Regions from separate parts of the Homo sapiens genome. Here region 1 is linked to region 2. The links are chromatin loops, found by intact Hi-C in ENCODE. Cell type or tissue: B cell. All regions are shown on one strand. Links, peaks and the distances in the headings refer to the core of each region. The heading gives the core; the rest is flanking DNA.

Region 1 (12,400 bases), core at 343-8,342, 380 kb before region 2:
AGGCAGTACCTCCTGGACAAGAAGGAGTACCGGAAGCCCATCGATTGGGGTGCAGCCTCCCCAGCTGTCCAGTCTTTCCGCCGCATTGTGGAGTAATGACATGAATGGGGCCATATTCTTCCTGGGGCCCAAATGCTGGCTGGCCTTGTGGTCCAAATAGGCATCATCAATAAAACAGTTGGCATGCATCCCACTGCTGACTATAATGCCTCTCCTTAAATGCTTCTAGGGACCAGCAATACAGTGCTCGCCACAGTGGGCAGTCACACAAAGCTACCCATCTGCCAGATCACCAATCTAGATCTTTGTGCCAAACAAAATGAGATCTCATTAAAAGGTTAGAAAGTCATACTGACATGTGGTGGTTCCTTTAGCTTATGTTTTGCATTAATTCAACAGGCACAGTAATAATTGCTACCATTTATTGAGTGCCTACATTATTTCATTTTCTCCTTACAACCCTGTGAGAGGTAGTTTTTCGGTATTTTATAAATAAGGAAACTGAGAGAAATTTAAAATGTGCCCAAATTCACCAGTTGGTGGATGGAGGAGCCAGGATTCAGTCCAGGCTACTTCTGCTCCCAAAGTCATTGTTCTGCTTTCTAACACATACATTCAACACATTGGCTGGAGATCTGTGCATATAGTGTCTGTAGAAGCCCCTGAAAATTTTTAAAGGTAGAAAAGACGGGGTCCTCTGATGTTCCAGTTGAGGGGACAGAGTGTCTATCAAGAACAGCCAGTGAAAATAGGGTTATTATTTGAAAATGGTGGAGCCATAAGCCATCTGAAGTCCTTGTTTAAGATCTAAAGCCTGCTATGTTAGTTACTTCTCAATCCTAAGTTTAGATTTTTTGTGTAAAGAAAGGACATATTAAAAGTGTCCCTACATTATAATAGTTGAAATGGAGTTTTATCAAGTTTTACTTGCTTTGAGTAACCCCTGAGATTTTATTTAATCTTGAAGAGAAGAATGAAGAAGGAAACAGTATGGCCAGGAGTATTTAGTGAACATACAAGTGAACCTGGGGATATGCAGAATGCACCCATCTGTAAATGAGATAGCAAAGCCCCTGTCATCTAGGAGCCTTCCCCAAAAGGACAAATTAGAATTGCTAAATTTCCCTTGTGTATACTCTATAGTGCACAGTGCATACTCACCCCAAAATATGTTTATTCATGTTGTTATCTTCCCCTCCCTTTTGTCATTTTGTCTGTTTCAAGTGAGAGACTGAAAAAAGTGGGTGTAAGTAAGGGAGGGAAACCTGACAAATGGAGAAGGAATGGGAGGCCATTTGCTGAGCTGCAAAGAGCTCTGGCCTGTGAGCTGACTGCAGCCATCAGCTCTGGATCTTGCCACCATACCATGAAGCTACCTTTCCTTATCTCCAAAACAAGGGAGTTGAGCCAAATGCTCTCTGGAGTCTCATCCAACACAAACATTCTAATTCCCCAGACACCAGCAGGAGGACATTAAAAAACTAGCTGATGACCAAGGACTACTGACACTTACTTTTAGAGGCATAATTTCTGGAAGTGACCTCAGAAATCCACTGATTTTTTGCCAAAGAAATAGGCTGTGATAAGTAAGTTAGTATCAGTCTCTTTTCTCATATCAACTGCTTGCCATGTTCTTTGGTGAGTTGGTCACAGTCTGTTCAACTAGAAAAGCAGTTCTGGCAGCAGGGTAGGAAAACAAGAAGTGTCAGGATGACTAACCACAGTTTCAGAGAAGTAGAAGATGGCTTTTGACAGATAAAAGCAGGATTATTATTTTGGAGTGTTGCATGCCTCCTGGTTCATGCCTTGGTCCAGAAAGAGATTGCTATCATTTTCTCCAGTTGCAGACACACCAATCAACTTTCTGCTTAAAAGGAATTTGACTAACAATTGATATTAGAGGTCAAAAACACTTTATATCCTTATCTATCAGTCAGTCCCAGCTCTTTTGGTAGAACATTCAGCTGTTAGGACAAGAAGCTGGTGTCTTACCTGTCACCCACACCCAGAACAGCACCTGATAATTCAGTTATCTCCCCCTACCTTTTATTGTTTTATCGCTCTGAAATGGGGGATCTCAATAAAATAAAGCAAGGGCACCCTTAAACCATTTTAACCCTATTTCCATCACAAGAATTTCTCTAAGACAAGTCTCTGAATATTCCCATATATGGAGCTCACTGTCTATTGGGATAGAAAAATAAACATAAGTATGTCCCAAATGTTACATGGGACATACTTACACTAAGAAATTGTCATTTGTCTGAAATTCAAATTTAACTGTATCCTATATTTTTATTTGCTAAATCTGACAACCCTACTTCAAGGACAAGGCAAGTTACACAGGAGTGACATGGGGCTAAGAGCAGAGAGTGGTGCAAGCTGTGAAAATGAGCACATTCCCCAATAGAAGGGCATTTAAATACTTTTTTTTTTTTTTAAATCACTACACACCAACAAAATACATCTGCATCTGAATGTGGCTTGTGGACCACCAGTTTCCAATCTTGGCTGTAGGACAGCTCTGAATATCAGAAATTGTTTTTTAGATTGAGCCAAAATCTGATCCCTGAAGCTTTCAACCTGCAATCCTAGTTTTCATCCATAGGATATAGCTCTTTAGGTATTTAAAGATGCCTCCAGTTTGCTTCCATGCTGGCATTTCTACACTGAGCAATGCCTGTTTCTTTCATCCTTTCTCTCCTCATGTGTGGGCTCCCAGACTCCTCACCATCCTGGTGCCTCTCTTCGAGCTAATGGTCATTTCTCTCTCCCCACTGTCATAGCTGTATGTAGTCTGACCAGTGCAGACTACAGCTGGAGGATTATGTTCAGTTCTTTCATCTTTTTTCTCTGATCTATGCTGTTCTTAACTAAGCTCAGCTCTCCCTGTGGCCCAGCCCTGATATGGATGACTGGCTACCTTTCCCTAAGAGCCAACTCTCCAGTCAAAGGGCTAAAGAGTTCTCTTCCTCTTTGGGTAGTTAGACAGAAATGGATTCAAATTCTGCCACTTCCATATGTTAGCTCTAAGTCACATAATCTAACATGTATATCCTCAATTTTCTGTGAAACTAACATAACACCTAATCTGTGGGCATTAAAATGAGATAATATGTGAAAAATATGTAGCATATACAGTTAATTCTCATTATTTTCTGTAATTATACTCCATAAAAATACCTCAAACACTGAATTGCAAATATTGAATTATTGCTCTTAGATAAAATACTAGGTTAAGTTCCTGTAAGCCTCTGGTCACATTTTTGTCAACTGATCAATGCATAAACTTTTTTCATATGTGTTTCTCTTTAAAGACTCTTGAATATATGTTGTGGATTCATTAACATGGAGCTCAGGACCAGCAGCACTCTAACTGCTGCCTGAAGAAAGATGATCTAACAGGTATCTCAGTAAGGCACGTCGCAGCCTTCTCATGCTTAGGAACACTAGACAGCCCTTCAGCACTACATTTGGGGATGTTTTCAACAGTGAAATTACCAACGAAGAACAGTGCAATGCGGAAAGCATGACACTAAATGGGTTGAAAGGAGACTTGTTTACAGTATGGGAGCTGAAACAAGAAGGGGGAGCATTTGTTCGACCTTAGCTGGGAATATACTCATTGGATGACTCAAATTTTTCACTGCTCTGCTCATATCCATAAATGATCACAAGAGCACCACGATTAGTGATTTTGCGATTACAATGAAATTGGAGGGAGTGGGTGAATTTGCAAGTATGAAATCTATGTTATAATGAGGGTCACCAGTTCTTTACCACCATGGTTGTCATATTAGTACTGTTTCTGAGTAGTAAAGTACTGCTATTATCAGTTTTGTGTGTGTGTGTGTGTGTGTGTGTGTGTGTGTGTGTGTGTTTTAACTTGTCTAGCTTTTTAAATCCCTGTTTCTACCCCCTAGTTGTTTTCAGAAAAGCATTTCTGCATTTTTGGCAGATGCCTCATAATTGGGAAGAAATATATCAGAATGGTCCAACCCATCCTACTACCTTGAAAAAGAGCCATATTTTTGTTATCACGGGAGTTCAGCCTTTTCTTAGCTCTCCCATAAGCTTCTCCCTTGGTTCTAGCTCCCTTGGTTCTAGCTCCCAGCAATTTCCACAGCCAGCAGAATTGTCCCTAGAGTTCACGCAAGTCTCCCTTATTTTTGTCTCTCTTCTCTGAGGTTCCTCAGGAGACAGAGGGCAGCTAATCACTGAGCTTTGGGTGACCAGCTTCTGGCACACACAGGAGAGGAGAATCCCTCATGGGCGTGACTTCAGAGCAAGGGAAACTTTTCTGTCCACAGACACCTCACACCTTTACCTCTTCCTTCAAGCCTCAAACTTCAAAGTCAGGCAATTTTAGAACAGGAGAGGCTGGGGCTTCCCCATATACTGTAAAAACAGTGAGATTGGGGCTTACTAACCCCAGTTTACAGATGAGGAACTGGGGCTCAACGAGGCTAAACAACTTGTCTGAGGTCATTGGTTCCAAAGCTCTCATTCTTTCCACTGTACCGTGCAACTTCTGCTTCTCAACTTTCAAGACGGAACCATGGTAACTTGTCTATCATAGAATGAGCTATTTCTTTTTAAATAACTTTATTGAGATGTAATTCACATGTCGTAAATCCACCTGTTTAAAGCATACAATACAGTGGTTTTTAGTATCCTTACCGTTGTCTGTATGCAATCATGACCACAGGCAATTTTAAAACATATTCCTCACCTCAAAAAGAAACCCAGTACCCTTTAGGGATCACTGCCTTATCTATCTCCCCAGCCCCTCAGTCCTGAAGAACTACTTTCTGTAGATGTCCGAGTCTATTTTCTGTATGTATGTATTTGCCTATTCTGGACCTTTTATGTCAATGAAATGATAAAACACGTGGTCTTTTGTGACTGGCTGCTTTCACTTAGCAAAATGTTTTCAAGGTTCACAGATATTGTGGCCTATGTTGTTGCTTCATTTCTTTTTGTGACCAAATAATATTCCATTGTATGGAAATTCCACATTTTGTTTATCCATTTATCAGTAGATAGACATTTGTGCTGTTTTCACCTTTTGGCTATTTTGTTTTTTTTTTTTTTTAAACAGAGACAGGGTCCCACTCTTTTGCCCAGGCTGGAGTGCAGTGGCATGATCATGGCACCCTGCAGCCTTGAAATCCTGGCCTCAAGCAATCCTCCTGCCTTGGCCTCCCAAAGTGCTGGGATTACAGGTATGAGCCACTGTGCCCGGACTGTGTATAAGTTTTTATGTGGAGATGTATTTTCATTTATCTTGGGTATATACCTAGAAGTATAATTGCTGGGCACCTGAGCTATTTATTAAATGCTGGAAGCCTGCAGGGCCTTAAAGACAATACAGACCTAGGTCGAATTCTACCTCTCCCACTTTCTAGTTGCAGGATTTGGGCAAACATACTTCTCTTAGTCTTAGATTTCTCATATGTAAAATAGAGGTAGTTATAACTACTTTGCAGCGTTAGATGAGATAATAAGAGAAAAGTCCTTAGCCCGGTGAATGACCCAAAGGAGCAGGTCCTGAATAAAGGCAGCTGTTTTAAAATATGGAATCTCTGGAAGGAGGAGACCTAAGAGGAGTCCCTTGTGGTAAACAGATTGGGAACTAGAGGGCTGTTTGTTTCTCCAACCCCTCTCTGCGTTAATAATCAATGATTTTATGAGATCATTTCTGGGAGTAAGTGGAGGGGAGGAGGTTGGGGAGGGGAGGGGAGGGGAGGTAGTGGTAGGGAGTACAGGAGAGCCAGAGAGCTCTGTGCAGCTGAGGGGGGTAGCTGATTGCACAGAAAGGGGAAGTTAATCTCCTCACTCTATTTCTGCCAGGCCTGTGCTGCCCACTTGGTCTTATCTCACCTAAATGATCTCATTTCCTTTCACTTTGGTCCTGTTTCCCCAGCACCAGTGTGCCCCTTTGTGAGTCTCAGGACCCTGGTTGAGTGGTTCTGGAATTGATTAGCTTTCAGGGGAAATACTGCCAGCACTTTGCCTTCTGGGACACAGCAGGCAGAGATTTATTCCTATTGTTCATGCCCCCACCCCCCTGAACAGGCCACATTAGCCTGTCCATTGAACCGTGGGGCCAGAACAATGGTGGGGCCTGGCTGTAGTGCTGACCTCCACAATTTCTGGGTACACACTGGATGGTTTGCTTGAGCTCACAGTGAACCTGGTGACCCTGGCTAGGCTAGTACTCCAGGATCCAGCACTCAGGACAGAAAGATGAATCTTTAGACTGTTTCTGTGAGCAGGGGGAGAGGAAAGGATGAAAGAAGGGGGAAGAGGGTTACCTGCAAGTTAGTTATAAATTAGAACCACTCATAAGCTTTTGGGGCCTCCCTAAAGGCCAGAGGTGCTAGCAGTTGTGAGGGAGTCACATTTACCTGCCACACTCACTGTGTCTTGCAGCCACTTAGCAGCAGCTCATATTTGCACATACTATTTCAGAGTTTGTAAGGCTCTTTGACATACGATACCTCATTTGACCCTCACCATGATTATGTGAGAAACAGGAGATAATTATCATTATTCCCATCTTACTCATGAATAAATTGAATCACAGAAAAGGCTCTGTGACTTTCAGGTGGATTACAGACTTTCTAGACCCCCATATTTAAGACCAGCCTGTTGGTGTGATGGGGGTTCATGCCAAAAGTCTTCTCTGTGATGTGACAATTTCAAGAAAGCCATTTTCCTCACACAAGTTTAAGGCATGCTTTCAGTGGACCCTATGGTTTCAAGTAATGTTAGTGAAATACAAGTGGGAAGTGGAGTGCTAGAGTTGGGGGAAAGTGTGAATGTCTATGAGTATGCACCTGGAAGACAAATAGAAATGTATTTATCCAGAAAATGTGCCACATATACTCCATGGAATACTATGCAGCCATAAAAAAGAATGAGTTCATGTCCTTTGCAGGGACACGGATGCAGCCGGAAGCCATCATTCTCAGCAAACTAACACAGAAACAGAAAACCAAACACCACCTGTTCTCACTCATAAGTGGGAGTTGAACAATGAGAACACATGAACACATGGAGGGGAACATCACACACTGGGGCCTGTCGTGGAGTGGGGGGCAAGCAGAGGGAGAGCATTAGGATAAATACCTAATGCATATGAGGCCTAAAACCTAGATGACAGGTTGATGGGTGCAGCAAACCACCATGGCACATGTATACCTATGTAACAAATCTGCATGTTCTGCATATGTATCCCAGAACTTAAAGTTAGATTAAAAAAATAATAAATGTATTTATCCATGGTTTTGCTGATCTTTTGCCCTCCTGCCCTCCATTTCTCTGGTTTCTGTCTGGGTCCTGCCATAGTGGAAGGATGAATTTGGCAGATCTGCAGAGCACAATGGAGGTTCGGGGCATACTCTTCAGGCACCTTTCCTTTTAAGCAAATCTAATCAGGAAAAATTTCAAATTTGCACAACCAGTAGATTAGGGGAAAATATTCACTTTTAAATGACCATGGGACTGTTTTTAAAATGTACACTCAAAATTTCAACAAAAATTCAGTGTTCATAGAATGTCTGTTATCAAATAGTTGTGTGTTAAATGAGAGAAAAATCCATAGGATGTTAAAAGTTGACCTATGCCTAGATTTATCAAAGCAGATTCTCTCAGGCAGTGACATTCTCACACTGTCCTTAGGCCCTGGGAAGAGGAGCCCTTCTCTGCCTTGGGGAGGTTCCTACATATCTCAAAATCTACAATAAAAAAACACTTTCTGTCTTTCCTGTCTAAATCTTTCTGTCTCTCTCTGTCTGGTTTGGTAACCAGTTGGGCGAAGGGAAATTATGGGAGAGGGCAATGGGCTGGAATACACTCTGTAGACTAGGGGATACGGATCTGAATGCTCAAGTAGGGAGGTGGGTGAAAGGAGAAAATCACAGCCTCTTCTCTGGGAAACTAGAGAAAGAGGGTCTGATTGATTGATCAATTGCTTACTAATTACTTATTTGAGGGGTTTGCTTTATTAAGGTATCATTTGCAAACTATAAAATTCACCCTTTTTAAGTGTTTGGTTTGCTGACTTTTGACAAATGCATACAATTGGCTAACTACCAACACAATCAAAACATAGGACATTTTCATCACCCAATTAAACTCCCTATGTCCCTTTGCAGTTAATCTCTGTCCCTGCCCCCTCACTTCCTGCTGTGGAATCACTGATCTGTTTCCTCTCCCCATAGCTTGCCTTTAATGTCATGTAAATGGAATCATGCAGTATGTAGACTTCTGTGTCTAACTTCTTTCATTTAGAATAATGCTCTTTAGATACATCTATGTTGTTGCATGCACAGTGGTTTGTTCTTTTTTATTAGAGTATTATTCTACTGTATGTAGACATTCTACTGTACGTATGGATGTATCCCATTGTTTTTTCTTTTCTTTTCTTTCTTTTTTTTTTTTTTTTTTTTTTTTTGAGGCGGAGTTTCGCCCTTGTTGCCCAGGCTGGAATGTGATGGCGTGATCTTGGCTCACCGCAACCTCCACCTCCTGGGTTCAAGCAATTCTCCTGCCTCAGCCTCCCGAGTAGCTGAGACTACAGGCATGCATCACCATGCCCGGCTAATTTTGTATTTTTAGTAGAGATGGGGTTTCTCCATGTTGGTCAGGCTGGTTCCATTATGTTTTACCATTCACTAGTTAAAGGACATTGAGTTGTTTCCAGAAAGGCTACTATGGTTTATAGTTGCTTCAAACCACCCAAAGTGGGTGTATAGCCAGGCTAGTTTCCCCAAGATAACTGTGCTCTTTCCCCTCTCTCTGCTCCAGTGATGGAGTTTTGGCAGGTCCTTAGAAATACCTGGAAATCCTGAGTTGAGAAAATGACAAGTGAAACCTATTTGCCTTGGCTTCCTGGGGATCTTGATTGTGTTAGTTTCTATCCTGGGTTCAGAAGGTCATCAGCTGGGAGTCCTGGAATCCACGTCCGGCTTTAGCGCCATCTTGTCCCAGCAGATCTGAGCTACTCCCAGGTTCACAGTTAGCAGGGGTGGCCTAGGGGAGGGCTTGGCTCCTTTTGCCTCTGGGTTGCAAGCTAGGAATGCAGACTGGCACTAGGAATAGCTTAATTTACAGATTCTAAATGTTTAGACGTCGCGTATGTGGGCGTCCGTTTGTATTCTTGCTCCAGGTCTGCAAATGTTAGGGAGGACCTGTTCCTGGCCGTAACTGGGGAGGACATCTCACAGTTTCTTCCTACACTCCTGTAACCAAATTACTCCATCAGGCACCAGTGGCCCTCTGGTGGTTCAGAGGAATAAATTCTTTACTAGAAGTACCTGCTTTGCTCCCAGGGTGTAGCTTCTGTGCTGGGAGAATCTTACCTCATTATTCCATCTGGTCCCCTGACTGACAGCAGCTGTCAGGGCAGGAGAAAACAACCCGTGCTTGGCAGTCCTCCTCTATGTCCCCAGTCAGCTTCCTCACCCACTCTCAGCAGCAGCTGCTTCCTCCTCACTCTCCCCAAGTCCCCCCCATCACATGGCCTGGCCTCCACAGATACCTCCACCTTCTACTTAGTAGAGAAAAGAAAGACGTTTGTTCAGCTTCCTCCCCACTGCAGCACATTTCTTCCTGTCTTGAATATATCAGGGTTCCCTGACATTTTGTTCTTGGTCCTCTTCACGCTTGACTCTCTCATGGATTTAGCTTTCCTCTCTTCCTACATATGACTTCCAAATCTACCTCTCCTGACTCATTCTCTCTTAGCTTCAAGATCCAGCCATCATCCTGTCCTTATCCTCTCTTCTCTCATATCCAGCTGGTTAGAAAATCCTGTCCAATCCACCCTCTGTGGATTTCTCAAAGCCATCCTCCATCCTCTGCCTCTCTGCCTTGTGCCTCTGCACACGTACTTGGTGTGTCCTCCCACAGGTCTCACAGCCTTCTCTGTCACTCCTCAAAAATCAAGAACCTCACTGCCTTCAGAGCATTCTTTCTACAACACAGTCATGAGTGTGTCAAATCCTTAATTTAAACCCTTCTAATCCTCTGGGTTCCAAGTGTTTGCCAAACAAAATCCCAACTTCCTGGACCATGACATATGTACTTCATGACACAGTACACAGAGGCATCCAGCAGGCATGAGGGGTGATATGGTTTGGCTGTGTCCCCACCCAAATCTCATCTTGAATTCCCATGTGTTGTGGGAGGGACCCGGTGGGAGGTTAATTGAATCATGGGGGTGGGTCTTTCCCAGGCTGTTCTCGTGATAGTAAGTCTTGTGAGATCTGATGGTTATTATAAGGGAGAGTTTTCCTGCACAAGCTCTCTTTCTTTGCTTGGTGCCATCCATGTAAGGCATGACTTGCTCCTCCTTGCCTTCTGCCATGATTGTGAGGCTTCCCCAGCCACATGGAACTGTAATTCCAGTTAAACCTCTTTCTTTTGTAAATTGCCCAGTCTAGGGTATGTCATTATCAGCAGCATGAAAACAGACTAATGCAAGGGGCTGCAGCGCCGCTGGAGGAAGGGGCTTGGGAAAGCCTAAGGCCTGCAGAGGGGCCCCTTAATTCCACCTGGCACAAAGGTTCATAGCTCTCCACTCCCCCAGTACCCTGACTCCCACCTCCGATCGAATATACTTGCAGTGAATCACATAATTTTCCAAGGGTGTCATGCTGTTTTCCACTGGGAATAACCCTCCCTACATTTTTTTTTTTTCTGTGAGTCTTCTCCTTATCATTTTTAACAGCTTAGATGTCCCCTCAGGGGCTTCTCTGACAACATACCTCTCTTCAGTGCTCCTGTGACACTCCAGCTTCACCGCTTCTCAGTCCATAGTATCCAGAGTAGTTGTTTCTCATCTCCTTTAGATTGTGAGCTCCTTGAGGTCAAGGACTGTGTCTTTTGCCCACATATCACCGGGGTAAATGTTTGTTGTTAAATGGGCATTTATCATGCACTTACTATGTGTCAGGTTATTTGTGTACTGTTGCCAGTACTGATACATTAGGAATTTAAAGAAACAAGAGTCCTCTTGAAGACCTAAAGTTATCAAGTATCCTTATCAAGGATATAGCAGAGATCCTCAAAGTCATCTTAATAAGACAGATAGGCTCCCCATCCTTCCAGTTTTACTGTATCCTGATTGGAAGCAAAAAATGTCTTATATGCAGAAACAAGTCAAAAAACAGAAGGGGCATGGCCAGCCACAGAATATAAGAAAAGTTGAGTCCTGGGGACCAAGGTTGGATGAGTAGGTGGGTATGTCCAGGTGTTGTTCCTGAAAGAGGAAGCCTTGGCTAGTGCCTTTAGATGTCGCTGTCCCTTGGGCAGGAGCAAGCAGGACACTCACCTACTGCTGATGGACTCAAGCTTCTAGCTGTCAGACACTTGAGTCCTCTAATATCCCTCATCCTGCTCCATGTTTCTCAGGCAAACCTCTGATTCTGACTTGGCTTTCAAGTAATGTGACTGCTATTAGTCATAAGGGTTCATTTCCTATGATAGTTATTCCTCTTTGTAAGTTACAAACTTGGATGCACCCACCCATCTTCACTGTGCTGACCGAAGCTGGTTTCTGGACTCAAGGCTAGGTGAGCCTTTTGAAATGTGAACTCAGATCATTTGCCCACTTTAAATTCAGATTATTAGATTTTTTTTTTCCTATTGAGTTGAGTTCCTTATATATTCTGGTTATTAATCCCTTGTCAGATGGGTAGTTTGCAAATATATTCTCCCATTCTGTGGGTTGTCTCTTTACTTTCTTGATTGTTTCCTTTTGTCAAGACTCATAAGCCCATTCAATTTTTGCAGCAATTCTCAGCCAATGCATGGGGATGGCCAGAAATGCTGGGAAGTTAATGCTTCTGGGATCATTCCTGACCAATGATGGGTGGAAGTTGGAAGATAATATGCCCATTTCTTCACCCCTCAGGTGGGGCAACCCTGAGGCATGTTCCACACTGTCTCCCAGAGATCCACAGTGGAGCTGAGCTCCACAGACTTGTCACCTGCTCCGTGACAAACTTTCACTGGTTTTCTTCTCATTCCTGTCTCACTTTCCCACTCTCTGACCAGGGCTTCCTGGGGTCACCTCCCAAATACCTTACCTCTACTCAAATCCTTGTTTTTGGTTTTAGTGGAACACAGCCTAACACATCCTGTAAGCTCAGAGAGATGAAGTAATGGCCCAGTATCACAAGTCACAAGTGACAGAGCCCAGATTCAAACAAGTTCTGCCCATTTTGCCCCCACTGCCTTACCCTGTGTGACTCTTTTGCTTTTCTCTCCAGTTTTGTGCCACAGATGGGGGTCATGTGCTTCCACCTATATCTGGTTCCAGCTGCTGCTTTAATTCAACACTTGCCTGCCAACGCTGCTGGCAACTCCCACTAGCAAAGGGAACCCCCCC
Region 2 (12,400 bases), core at 2,668-10,667:
AAGGGTTAAAACCCATGTACCCCTTGTTGAAACATCTTCTTGAAGGTATACACCAACTAAGAAGTGATTCAAAATTAAAGCCTTAAGAATGGACTATCACAGCCCAAAAGAACTTTTGGTAAAAATGGAAACCAGTGAAATTAGAATGAAGTTTCCAAAAACCTGCTAAATATGTTTATGCAATAAATGCAAATGGCAAAAAATCATTCTTTGAAAGAGAAGACATATCATGTAAATATTAATAACCTGTATCCCAAACCTGAGATTATATTAACAAAGGCCAAAAACATGCAGGAGACACTGCTGAAGGAATAGTAAAGATATGTGAAGTTTCTCATTGTCTCTCTTCACTTTGATGACAAAACGTATAAATCAGAAGATAATTTTAATAGGTAGACAATCACTAGCGAAACTAAAAATAGGGTGCACACCTTTCAAATCTGGAAGAATTTAAAATATATAAACCCTATTAATGTAGCACAGGATAGAAAGCAAAAAATAAGCCAACATTTAAAAATTTTTTGAAGCAAGTTGAATGATGTTAAGACTGTATATATATAATATATATATAAAAGAAAAATAGATGAGTTAAAATTCCCTATTAAAAGATCAATACTCTCATATTGAGTTAAAAATGAAAATCCAAATATATGCTTCTTACAAAAGATACATCTAAAATGAAAGGTTATACATACGTATATATAATATATATCTTATTTTATCCTTTATCAGGTATAAAGAAATTAAAAGGAAGACATAGTAATGTTAATTATGCTAATTTTAGGCAAACTAACCTTTCCATGTGCCTAAAGCATAAAGCAGAATAAGTAAACACATTTTTTATTTGATAAAAAGTACATTCAATTATGAGATATAGTGGTCATAAAATGTTAGATATTTAATAACAGAATCAAAATATATAAAAAACTATCAATACATATTCTGAGAAAAGGTTGATATAGAATTGACAGACAGATATTGAGAAGCTTGAAAATATTTGTTTCCATCTTTGAGGTTAAGTAGCAAAAAAATAAATGCTTGGATGAAATAACTCTATAACTCATAAAGAAATTAAATATCATATTTGTTCAGGCATTCATATTTATTAAACTAGATCATAAACTAGTTTACAAGGCAAAAAGCTCCATAAAATCCAGTTGCAGAAATTATAAAGGTCATTTTCTTTGACCACAAAGTAATAAAGCTAGAAATTACTAATAGAAGATTAAGTGAATAAACAAAATTTAGTCACTTGGAGACTTAAAAATTCTCCTAAACAACAAGAGATTTATGAGGAGATCAAAGCCACCATGGTAGATTACTCAAAAAATTACAAAAATAAGAAGGCTCCAGTTTAAAAATTATAGAATATAGCCTAAACTATATTTGGAAGTAAATTAAAAGCCTCATAATCTTCCATCATATAAAAAAGAAGTAAAATGTAATGAATAATACTAAAATTAGAAGAGCAATAATAAAACAATCTTAGGAGAAGCAGAAGGAAGAAAATAATAAAGATAAAAGAAGAAAATAACTAAAAACAGGAAACTCTAGAACTAGTTCTTAAAATATGTCAAATGTTTGAAAACCTAATTTTTAAAAGAGAAAGGAATCAAACATATTAAAAGGTAAAAAATATAAATGTAATATAAAAATATAAATATAACTGTGTCCGTGGCTTTATTTAAATATAAAACAAGGCCGGGCGTGGTGGCTCATGCTTATAATCCCAGCACTTTGGGAGGCTGAGGCACGAGGATTACTTGAGGTCAGGAGTTTGAGACCAGCCTGACCAGCATGGCTAAACCCCATCTGTACCAAAAATACAAAAATTAGCCAGGCATGGTGGCCCATGCCTGTAATTCCAGCTCCTCGGGAGGCTGAGGCATGAGAATCGCTTGAACTCAGAGGCAGAGGTTGCAGTGAGCCAAGATCACACTACTGCACTCCAGCCTGGGCGATGGAGTGAGACTCTGTCTCAAAAGAAAAAAAATTGTAAAACAAAATATACAATCATCTTGATTCTAATGAACTTGAACATCTTAAGAAGATGAATGAAAATCCTGGTAACCATTAATGAAACTAAATTATTTCAAAGAATTACATACTAAATGATCTTAAAACAGATGGCCTTATTGGTGAGATCTTCCATACTACTAGGAAATACGTATTTAGGTGAACTGTTTCATAGTACAGACAAAGATGGAAGGCTACTCAATCCATTTTATGAAATGAAGACATGCAATAACCTAACAAAAATTACATTTAAAAATAGAAGACTATAGACTATAGACTATATATAAATATGACATAAGAATTCTAGTTAAAAGTATTGGTAGGTAGAATTGAACAATGTATTAAAAGAATCATTCACCCCTATGAGCATATTAAAGGAACAAAGGAAAGTCTTCTACTATTAGTTTAAATAGAAAAACTACATGATAAAATAGATGACCCAAAAGTATTCAATTACATTCAACATTTCTGATTTTTAAAGATAAAAACTCCTGAAAACTAAGATCAGAAAGCTTCTCCCCTACTAATGAATACCTTTGTTAAATATATGTTAAACCATAACCAATATTTTACTTAATAGTAAAACACTAGAGGAATTCTCACTAAAATCATGAACAAGACATGTATTTTTAACATTGGAAATTTTAGCCAATGCAATATATACTTGAAGCAGAAAAGAAATGTAATTAGAAAATATAATTAGAAAAAGAAATATAATTATTTGGAAAAGAGTCAAAACTGTCATTATTTGTAGGTGGTATGATTATGAACATAAAAAGCTAATAGAATAAACTGAAAACCTCAAAGGATAAATTACTTCAATAAAACCCTATAGAAAAAATGGACAAATATTAAGTTTTCCGGCATTAATATTAATAGTATACCAGCAATAATCAATTCAAAGGATATAATTAAAGCTTAAAATATCATTATATAAGCAATAAAAGACATAAAATACTAAACTGAACTGTGTAAAATGCATGAAGATGACTATAAGATTTAACCAATAAAGAAAAAAAAAAAGGATTTGAACACAGAACATCCCATGTTCCTGAACAGGGATCCCAAAATCCCAATGCAATTGTTTCTTTAACTCTACAAACAATGCAATTTCTAGGATGTTTTATAAAAGAACGCTGAGAAATAACTTCTCGCAAGATATTAAAATAATTATAAAGCCACAATAATTTGAATAACATGCTATTGGCATGATAATGGATAGATAAATCAATAGTACAGAAGCAAGCCTTGAGAAACCCTAGTATACATAAAAACTAATGAAGGAAAGAGAAAGATTATAAACTAATTAGGTAGGCATGAACTGTTTAGCATATGATATCCAAGAAATTGCGTTTCAGAAAATGTCTTTATATAGAACCTCTCACCTCAAACTATATTCCAAAAACAAAACCAAAGCAAAAAAAAGCCCCCCAGTTCAATTACAGTATTAAATGTTCTTAGCTACCAGAAAAAAAATAGATGATCATAATTACACTGGGGGCAGGGATTTTCTAAGGAAAAAGGGACATATTTGACTGTTAACCAATTTTAATTTCTACAAGTCAAAAATCAATATAGAATCTTCGAAAGACTAAGGACAAGATGTTTGCAATCGCTATCCCAAAGATCAGGTTAATTCTCACAAGGTATAAAGAAACCAGCTATTAGAATCCAGCGGAAAAAAAAAATACTAACAATGCAATAGTGAACAGAGAATTCATAGAAGAAGTGTCATGGGCTAATAAATCTATGAAATAATATTTAATATCACAAGTTTTTAAAAAAGGAAGAAAAGATTTTCAAATTAAAACAGTGAGAAAGGCATGCCATGTTTCACTGACCAATTAGCACAGCTGTTTTGTCTTTATATTCATTGCTGTCAAGGGTATGGGGAGACCAGGACACTCATACAGTGAGGCAAGAGTATCAACAGTTACAGCCATTCTGAAAAGCATGTAGACCCATGTGTCAAGAACTGTTATAAATATTAATATACGTTGATCTAGTTCATTTACTTTCACTTTTAAAAATTGTTCATATACTTCTAGGAATTTATTCTAAGTAAAATACAGATTACCAGAAATACAGAGAGATTGATATATAAGAATGTCACGTCTACATTACTTATCATTGCAAAAAGTTGGAAATTTCCTAAAAATTTCCTTAAAATGCCCAACATTTAGGGAAAGGTTTCAGCTGGGCACAGTGGCTCATGCCTGTAATCCCAGCACTTTGGGAGGCTGAGGCAGGCAGATCACGAGGTCAGGAGTTCAAGACCAGCCTGGCCAACATAGTGAAACCTCGTCTGTACTGAAAATATAAAAAATTAGCCGAGCATGGTGGTGGGTGCCTGTAATCCCAGCTATTCAGGAGACTGAGGCGGGAGAATCACTTGAACCCGGGAGGCGGAGGTTGCAGTGAGCCGAGATCACGCCGTTGCACTCCAGCCCAGGCGACAGTGCGAGACTCCATCTCAAAACCAAACAAAAACAAAAACAAAACAAAACCAAAATAAAACAAAAACAGAAGCCCATATTTGTTTATATATGTATATACAAACATATATATATATTTATTCGGGAAACTTGTCTCATTATTATTACACTGTAAGATGATCTCTCGTGCTTCACCATCACAGTTAGGTGGCATAATCTGAGCCTCAAAATTCAGAATCTTCTCCCAGAGTTAGACGATAGCAGAATCTCAAAGTCAAAGATGATCCTACTTATCTAGTCTGGTGATTCTCAGACTTGAGTATGCATCTACATAACCTACAGGGGTTCTGAAACACAGATTGCTGGGCCACATCCCAGATTTTCTGGTTCAGTAAGTCTGGATGCCAGAGAGTTTTCATTTCTAACAAGTTCCAAGGTGATGCTGATGCTGCTGGCCTATGAGCCACACTTTGAGAACTAATGACGTAGTTGAACTTCCCAACTCATCAATAAATCCCACACTTCTTCCCCACCCTCTGCAAAACCTGATTGTCCAGTTACATTCTTTTTTTTTTCTTTTTCTTTTCTTTTTTTTTTTTTTTTTTTGAGACAGAGTCTCGCTCTGTTGTCTAGGCTGGAGTGCAATGGCACGATCTCGGCTCACTGCAACCTGTGCCTCCCAGGTTCAAGTGATTCTCCTGCCTTGGCCTCCCAAGTAGCTGGAATTCCAGGCGCCCACTACCACACCTGGCTAATTTTTGTATTTTTTAGTAGAGACGGGATTTCACCATGTTGGCGAGGCTGGTCTCAAACTCCTGACCTCAGGTGATCTGCCCCACCTCGGCCTCCCAAAGTGCCAGGATTACAGGTGTGAGCCACTGCGCCTGGCCTTGTCCATTTACATTCGAAGGCCTCTGATGGCAGGAAACACTGTCAGGAAGCAGCACATTCTAGGATCTTGGAGAGCCCGGAAACAACTAAGACCGGAAAGCCATGCAAACCTTCCTCCTCCCTTAGGCTCACCATATTTCTTTAACTTTTAAAATATCGCAGAGACTATTTGAGACCTTCCAGATTTGTGCCTTTCTATGCATCTCCAGTTCAAATTACAGCAGACCTCAGACACTTTTCTTTTTTGTTGTTTTGTTGTTGTTGAGACAAGGTCTCACTTTGTCACCCAGGCTGGAGTACAGTGGCGAGAACACGGCTCACTGCCGCCTCGACCTCCCAGGCTCAAGCGATCCTCTCACCTCAGCCTTCCAAGTAGCTAAGGGCGCGCCTCCACGTCTAGCTAATTTTTGTATTTTTTGTAGAGACGAAGTTTCACCATGTTCCCCAGGCTGGTCTTGAACTCCTGCGCTCATGCGATCTGCCCCTCTGGGCTTCTCAAAGTGCTGGGATTACAGGCGTGAGCCACCGCGCCTGGCCCCTCAGACACCTTTCAAATGGTTTGGGAAGGGTTCACACTTCAGGTTATTGGCCATTTTACTAGGCATTATCTGAATTACACACCCTGAGAAGGCAACATTCAGGAAGAAGTCCCTCAATCTCTTGCTTCTCTTGAAGTAATAAGAATGTGTTGGTTTGCAGAAAACAGCCCCCAACAAAGTCAATCCCCAGCACTAGTGAAGTTCACATTTTTATTCTATTTTAAAGGGGAAATTACATGCTGTAATAGTTTTGTGAACTTCGAACTATCATGCAAGAGTCTAGTGTATCAATTCTCTCTGTGATCAAACAGAAAACTATGCACTAAGCTGCTGATCTTAGCACTTGGCCAGGTGCTGTCAGTGATGTGAATAGTTTTTAAGAAAATCATGGAGACTTTAGTTAATGGCCTGACTCGCCCAATTACCAAAGAAGCTTGGGTGCTAACTACAGAAACGTGGGATGACCTCTTTCTATCAGGGTTTGAAAAGGCAGGCTTAGCCACATCCAACTACCTCCTAAAATAGGATCATAACTATTTTACCTGCTAGCCCCTAATTTGAGGGTAAGGGACTGATATCTCTTTGACTGGAAATGAGGATATGATTTCATACTTCTTTCGGTTCTATAGTAATAGAATCCACAAAGCTGACCAAAATATTATGTTACCCAGGAGCCCCAGACTCCTACCCTGTCAAGACCTTTGTCAGAACCGCTGAAAAACAAGCAGGAGAGATTTGAGTTTTACTTCCTCTTCCGTGCCCTGGAGGTACTAACTAGCAAATAAATAGCTCAGCTAAAGGGATAAAAAAGAGAAGCAAGGGTCTTGTGTCATCTAAATAAAAAAAAAAAAAAAAAAAAGGCCGGGCGCGGCAGCTGGTGCCTGTAATCCCAGCACTTTGGGAGGCCGACACGGGCGGATCATGAGGTCAGGAGATCGAGACCATCCTGGCCAACATGGTGAAACCCCGTCTCTACTAAAAATAAAAAAATTAGCCAGGCATGGTGATAAGCACCTGTAGTCCCAGCTACTCAGGAGGCTGAGGCAGAAGAATCGCTTGAACCTGGGAGGTGGAGGTTGCAGTGAGCCGAGATTGCATCACTGCACTCCAGCCTGGGTGATAGAGCGAGACTCTGTCTCAAAAATAAAAAAATGTGGGGGAGGGGCTCTACCAGCGGGAAATGTAGGCACCAGCTACCATCCTCTGCTTCCAACAGAGCCATCTCCACTGCCAGCACGTAGGGCTTATCAGTCAGTACTTCCACAGTGTGTTGTACCCTGAACAGGCACTGCACTGGCTCAGAGAGTGCCGTGGTGAATAAGCTGAAGTCCTTCCCCTCATGGGCATGGGAGATCAGGAGTGAGAGAAGGCTGACCACAGGGGAACATGCCACAAACGTGTTCCACAGGGGAACAAAGAATGCTACATTGCATGCCACAGATAAGTGCTGTCCGAGTCTCCAGTCTCCAGCCTATGCCTCGCTTCCGTGCGTCCTGGGATAAACATAATGCCCACAATAAGACACACAGCACAAAATGATGTTGATGCATTCTCGGTTTTCTCCTCTGGTGACTATCAAAAAACAGAGACTCTCTCCCCTTTTAGGTCTCTGGGCTGGTGGAAGCCAACATAAGGATCATTTTCAGCTTTTAGCACCAGGTTATGCTAATTGTCCACAGTGTCTTCTGGTTCTATCCTTCCCTTCCATTTCCTGGAGCCCTTTATTTTTATTTTATTTTTTTGAGATGGAGTCTCTCTCTGTCGCACAGGCTGGAGTGCAGTGGTGCAATCTTGGCTCACCACAACCTCCGCCTCCCGGGTTCAAGTGATTCTCCTACCTCAGCCTCCCACGTAGCTGGGATTACAGGTGCCTGCCACCACCTCCAACTAATTTCTGTATTTTTAGTACAAACGGGGTTTCACCATGTTGGCCAGGCTGGTCTCAAACTCCTGGGCTCAAGTGATCCGCCCATCTCAGCCTCCCGAAGTGCTGGGATTACAGTTCCTGGAGCCCTTTCAATGTAAACCTGGCTTACAGTAGTGCCCTCTTAGCCAGGCACTCACTACCCCAGCTCACCTTGACAACAGCTGTTAAATAATTTCCCTCAAACTCTTTTCTTTTGTGTCATGTTATTCTCCAGCACAGAATGCCATCTCTCATGCTTCCTCATTTCTTCATGTGAACCCAGTCTTTCTGCCTCCCTTTAAAACCCCACACCAGCTGCCCCACCTGTGTCCATGACCACATTTCTCATAGTTTGCCCTGAACTCAACCTGCTCATCTGTGACTTCTCTACCCACTCCCTTTTCATCAACACATTTCCTTTCCTTCCTTCAGATTTTAAAATTCTTTCCTCCTTGTTCCCATCAGACTTTTCTCATTCCATGCCCACCTTGTTTTGGACACCACTTGGTTTAGCCGACATTGATTTAAACTCGTTGATGGTTCTGTGTTCAAGAGTTCTGTTGTTCCCTGCGGTCACACTGTCATTTCCTATAATGTGGTAAAAACCACAAGAATGAGTTCATAGGTTCTGTTTCTTTTGACATCCATCTTTCTCCTTCTCTTTCTCCATAAGACAAGGATTTTACTAACTGTTACTTTCCATTTTACAGTTTACAGTGGGCTTTCATTGACAATCTATTCTTTGATCTTTGTGAGGAAAATAAGACAAATGTTATCCTCCTCATTTACAGTTCAGTAAGCACTGGCTCTGAAGAGTCAATGATTCATCTAAATGTTCACAGCAAAGAAGTGGAAGTGTCTGGACTCAAACCCAGGTCTTTGAATTCTAATTGCTTCCTGTTCCCACTTCATCGTCCTACTCTGAGCATTATCATACTTAATAAATATTGTGGATGGATAATGTAGATTATTAAGGTGGCAAGGCCACACTCAGGTAGGAATTAACTATTTCAAAGCCATGACCTGAGGATAAGGTTGGGAATAAAGGCAAAAATGAGAATACATCAGTGTCTTTCACTTCTGATTGACTTAAAGTTTACAGGAGGAAACACTTATAAACCCTAAAATTTAAAGAAAAAAAAGTTTTAAAAAGAATTTGGGGTCTTCCCTCGAAGGCCAAGAAAAGAGGAAATACATAAGGCACTCAATTGGGAACTCTCCACATAATGGTGCTTGGTCAGAGGTCAGACCAAAGCCTCGGTCACTTGATTGACATCTCAGCACTGCCTTGGCAGGAATGACCAGGAGCAATGGAGGCTGGGAATCTGAAGAACTGGGCTCTAATTGTGCTGCTGCTCTGTTTGTGAACTTAGGCTACTCTAATGGGCTCCTGCAGAGGGGTCGATTGAGTCCCTGAGGTCTCCTCTGGCTGTGACATTCTGAGAGTCTGTGAATACCAAGAACACAAGACAGGTGTGAGCTGATCACCACGTGGGAAGCTCACACCTGTCTCTCCCCAGTGCTTCCGCCCCTCACTTCCAGCCGTGCCAAACTCCAGGCCCAGTCAGGGTCAAGTTGCCAATTTTGAAGCCGTTCAAGGACAGTTGTCCTTCTGCATGGGGCTCCTTCCATCCTGAAGCTGGCCTTTCCTTTCTCTGCGACTCACTCTCCCTTAGGCTACTGAGATTTGCATGCCACTAATTCATTTCTGCCTCTTTGCTTTTAGATTAAAATTACTCACAAGAACCAAGCGCCCATGATGATGGGGCCTCCCCAGAAGAGCAGCTTCTTCTCGTTGAGAAGGAAGAGCCGTTCAAAAGACTAAACAGTGTGCCAAACACCAGCTAAACCAAGAGAGAAAGCAAGAAACTATAATGCACACTCACACACAATTTATGTGCACACTCACACATGCACACACACACACACATACACACTCTTCTCTAACCAGTGGAAGCAAAGCCACCCTTCGGGAAGAAAACGTCACCTTGCCATACATTCTGTTTCAACAGTGGGTACACCCCTAACAGAGCCAGTGCCAACAAAACATTTTGAATGGACTTAGGGCCCATGAGGTTGTGGCTGGCTTAGGCAGCAACCTCCACATTCCCACAGGCCTTGAGCAGAATTTTCTGAGACTGAAGGGAAATCCCCCTTTCTTTCTACCAGCCCTGCAAGTTTCCTCATGGACGCTCGCGAGGAGCAGGCTGCAGGTTTCCTGCCTATGGTGAGATCAGATGTGGCCAAGGGAAGGAGCTCTGGTTCCAGAGAATTTGCACAAAGTTCCCTCTGTACAGAGACAAAACGGCCTCCGGCTCTCAGAGCATAATCCTTGGCAGGGCTCAGCAGGCGCACGTTGGTTTCTTGGTCGTCCTTTGAGTGACAACTTCTCCGTGAACCTGCTGAAGAGGCAGAAAGGCTGTGGAAAGCTGTATTTCCATTCTTGGGTTTCTGCGCCGTCGGTGGGCACTTGTTATTTTCCAGGAACCTTCTCCTGGTGTCTACATGTTTGCTTAGAGGCGGCTCCAAGAGCCCCCAGAGCTGCCTGCATAGCACACCTTAGATGTGGTATTTATTTTCTTAGTTCTGTGAACACCTGGGAGGGAGAGCGGAGAAACTGGGATTTATTTTTCAAATTGGTGTCATAATATTGTGTAAAAAGGGAAGGAAAAAAAAAACCACCCCCAGCTTCTTTCTTTTTCAAGCCAAAGCGTGTTTCCTGTTTGAGTTCCAAGCCCTGGTGGCAGACTATTCCTGAAGGCAGAAAAGATGGGAAGGAAGGAACTTTGCTGGGGAAACCAGGAGACGGTTCCCTCCTGCTTCTTTGCACTCACCACTCCCAGAGTATGACCTGAAGGACCTTCTGATGGTCTTAACGTGTGTGCGCGCGTGTGTGTGTGTGTGTGCGTGTATATATATATATTTAGCCTATATATTTATATATATATATATATAAATATTTATTTACTGATGGACTTTTCCTCATTGGAAAAAAAAAACATAGGTAGTATGAGACAGAAAGTGGTAAGGAAAAAGAAGGTTCTCACTCCCCCACTCCACCGTTTCATTGTCAGGACGCATCTCCCTGTGGTGATCACAAGGGTTAAGGGGAATGAAAGTAGCTCCCTATTATGAACGAAGAGACCGAGAACTCCTATTCTGGATCCTCAAAACAAGCATGAAAGACCTGCTGGGCTGGATTTACTCTCCCATTTGTCAGATAAGAAAATTGAGTCTCAGAAAAGTTCAGAGACTTTTCCATGGTGTCTTGGCTAATGCAGCTTGAGAGTAGGTGCCGTTACAAAGATATTTAATGGAGAAAAGAACCCACACATCTCAGAGTAGGGTCATTTCTGGTCACTGAAAAGTGAGTCCACTTGGATCCAGGTTGCCAGGGAGGAACAAACGTACAGCACATGCGTGGATGGGATATCCCCACACAAGAAAACGAGCGCCTCATGCTGCTTCCCAGAGGTTCTCTCTGACCTGAATGGAAAAGAAGTTGGTCTGAGATCGAAGGTACTAAACAGATCATCAGACTGAACTCTCCACATGTCACCTCATCATGGTCATCATAGTCTCTTAGTTTGGAAACAACCTTGGCTGCAGGGATGACCTCAGTGGAGAGTCACAAGAAGGACTGAGGCGTCTTCTGCAAGATACTGCCAGCCAGGACAGAGGGGTCTCAGCAGAGCTCAGTGGGCTTCATTCAGCAAGTGCCAGCATTACCATCCTTTCCCAAGGGCAAGGCCATGCAGAGCTTCATTGGGCCTCCATCCCTCTCTGAGATTTATCAGTGGAAACTTGGACCCACTTGATATCGTTCCACTGAGCTGCCTCTAATCTTGCATTGGACAGGAGCTTTGGACAAAGAAGGGAATATTAAGATTGTGTGTACAAATGGCACTTAACTGTGAAGGACCACCTAGGAGCAAGATCTTGGACCATTCTGCTCAACCTAACAGTGCAGAATGCTAAGTAAGGGGAAAACCAGGCCACCTGAAGAATATCTTTAATGATGGTATTCTTGGTGATGGGACCAACAAGCTCCAGAATTACTACAGGTACTATCTTGGAAGCCACTTGTTTCTGAAACTGAGGCAGGTTCAGGTTTGGGGTCACTGATTCTAAGACATTTACAGAAGTTCGTGCATGTGTTTCAGCCATGATCCCCAAGATTGAGGCTATTGAGACATGGCACTATCAACAGGTGAAATTGATTCTCAGAGACTCACAGGTCTCATGAAGGGGCAGTGCAGAAAATGGCCCTTACCTGCTGCACCCTAGTGCACAGGACTTGCAATGTTGCTTGAGAGACATATCCCAAGTCCTTCTTAGAGGCATGGAGTATAACAACTTCAGTGGAATTGCACTTCCAGTTTGGTAACCTTAGTAAATCTTGTGTTGTTGTTTAATCGTGCCTTGCAAATCATCCTTTAAACACTATGACTGTGGTTTCTTGTGGTGGAGTCCCTCATCATAGTGACCCTCATAGCAACCTCTGAGGTTAGCAGAGAAGGTATTATTATCTCGATCTCAATGAGGAGAACAAGGCTTAATGAGGTTTAGTGACTTCTCAAAGCCACATGGTTAGTCAGGGGAGAACCTAATCC

What was found. A loop is a pair of places that touch in the nucleus more often than their neighbours do. Peaks named below come from ENCODE experiments on the same cell type or tissue, not always from the same donor. Only the 100,000 strongest peaks of a DNase experiment are listed, where the experiment ranks them.
Region 1: it touches region 2 in a loop (10-fold over the local background); 3 of 110 quality-filtered maps call a loop at or near these places.

The regions. Positions count from the first base shown.
Region 1 is chr3:186,526,392-186,538,791 of GRCh38, reverse strand. CRYGS (crystallin gamma S) reads left to right here. Exons shown (of 3, transcript NM_017541.4): 3 at 1-349. The coding sequence ends at 96. Among named protein-coding and RNA genes, the nearest start is that of CRYGS, 12 kb to the left of the region's middle. RefSeq lists an enhancer at 4,661-4,730 and a silencer at 5,697-5,756. In B cell, for the core only: no CTCF peak of the experiment used is centred there; DNase peaks (open chromatin) are centred at 4,481 and 5,921; H3K4me3 peaks cover 1,776 bases; H3K27ac peaks cover 2,630 bases; H3K27me3 peaks cover 798 bases.
Region 2 is chr3:186,147,302-186,159,701 of GRCh38, reverse strand. DGKG (diacylglycerol kinase gamma) reads left to right here. Exons shown (of 25, transcript NM_001346.3): 25 at 9,514-12,400. The coding sequence ends at 9,612. Among named protein-coding and RNA genes, the nearest start is that of ETV5, 44 kb to the right of the region's middle. In B cell, for the core only: no CTCF peak of the experiment used is centred there; DNase peaks (open chromatin) are centred at 6,581, 7,161 and 8,201; H3K4me3 peaks cover 885 bases; H3K27ac peaks cover 1,847 bases.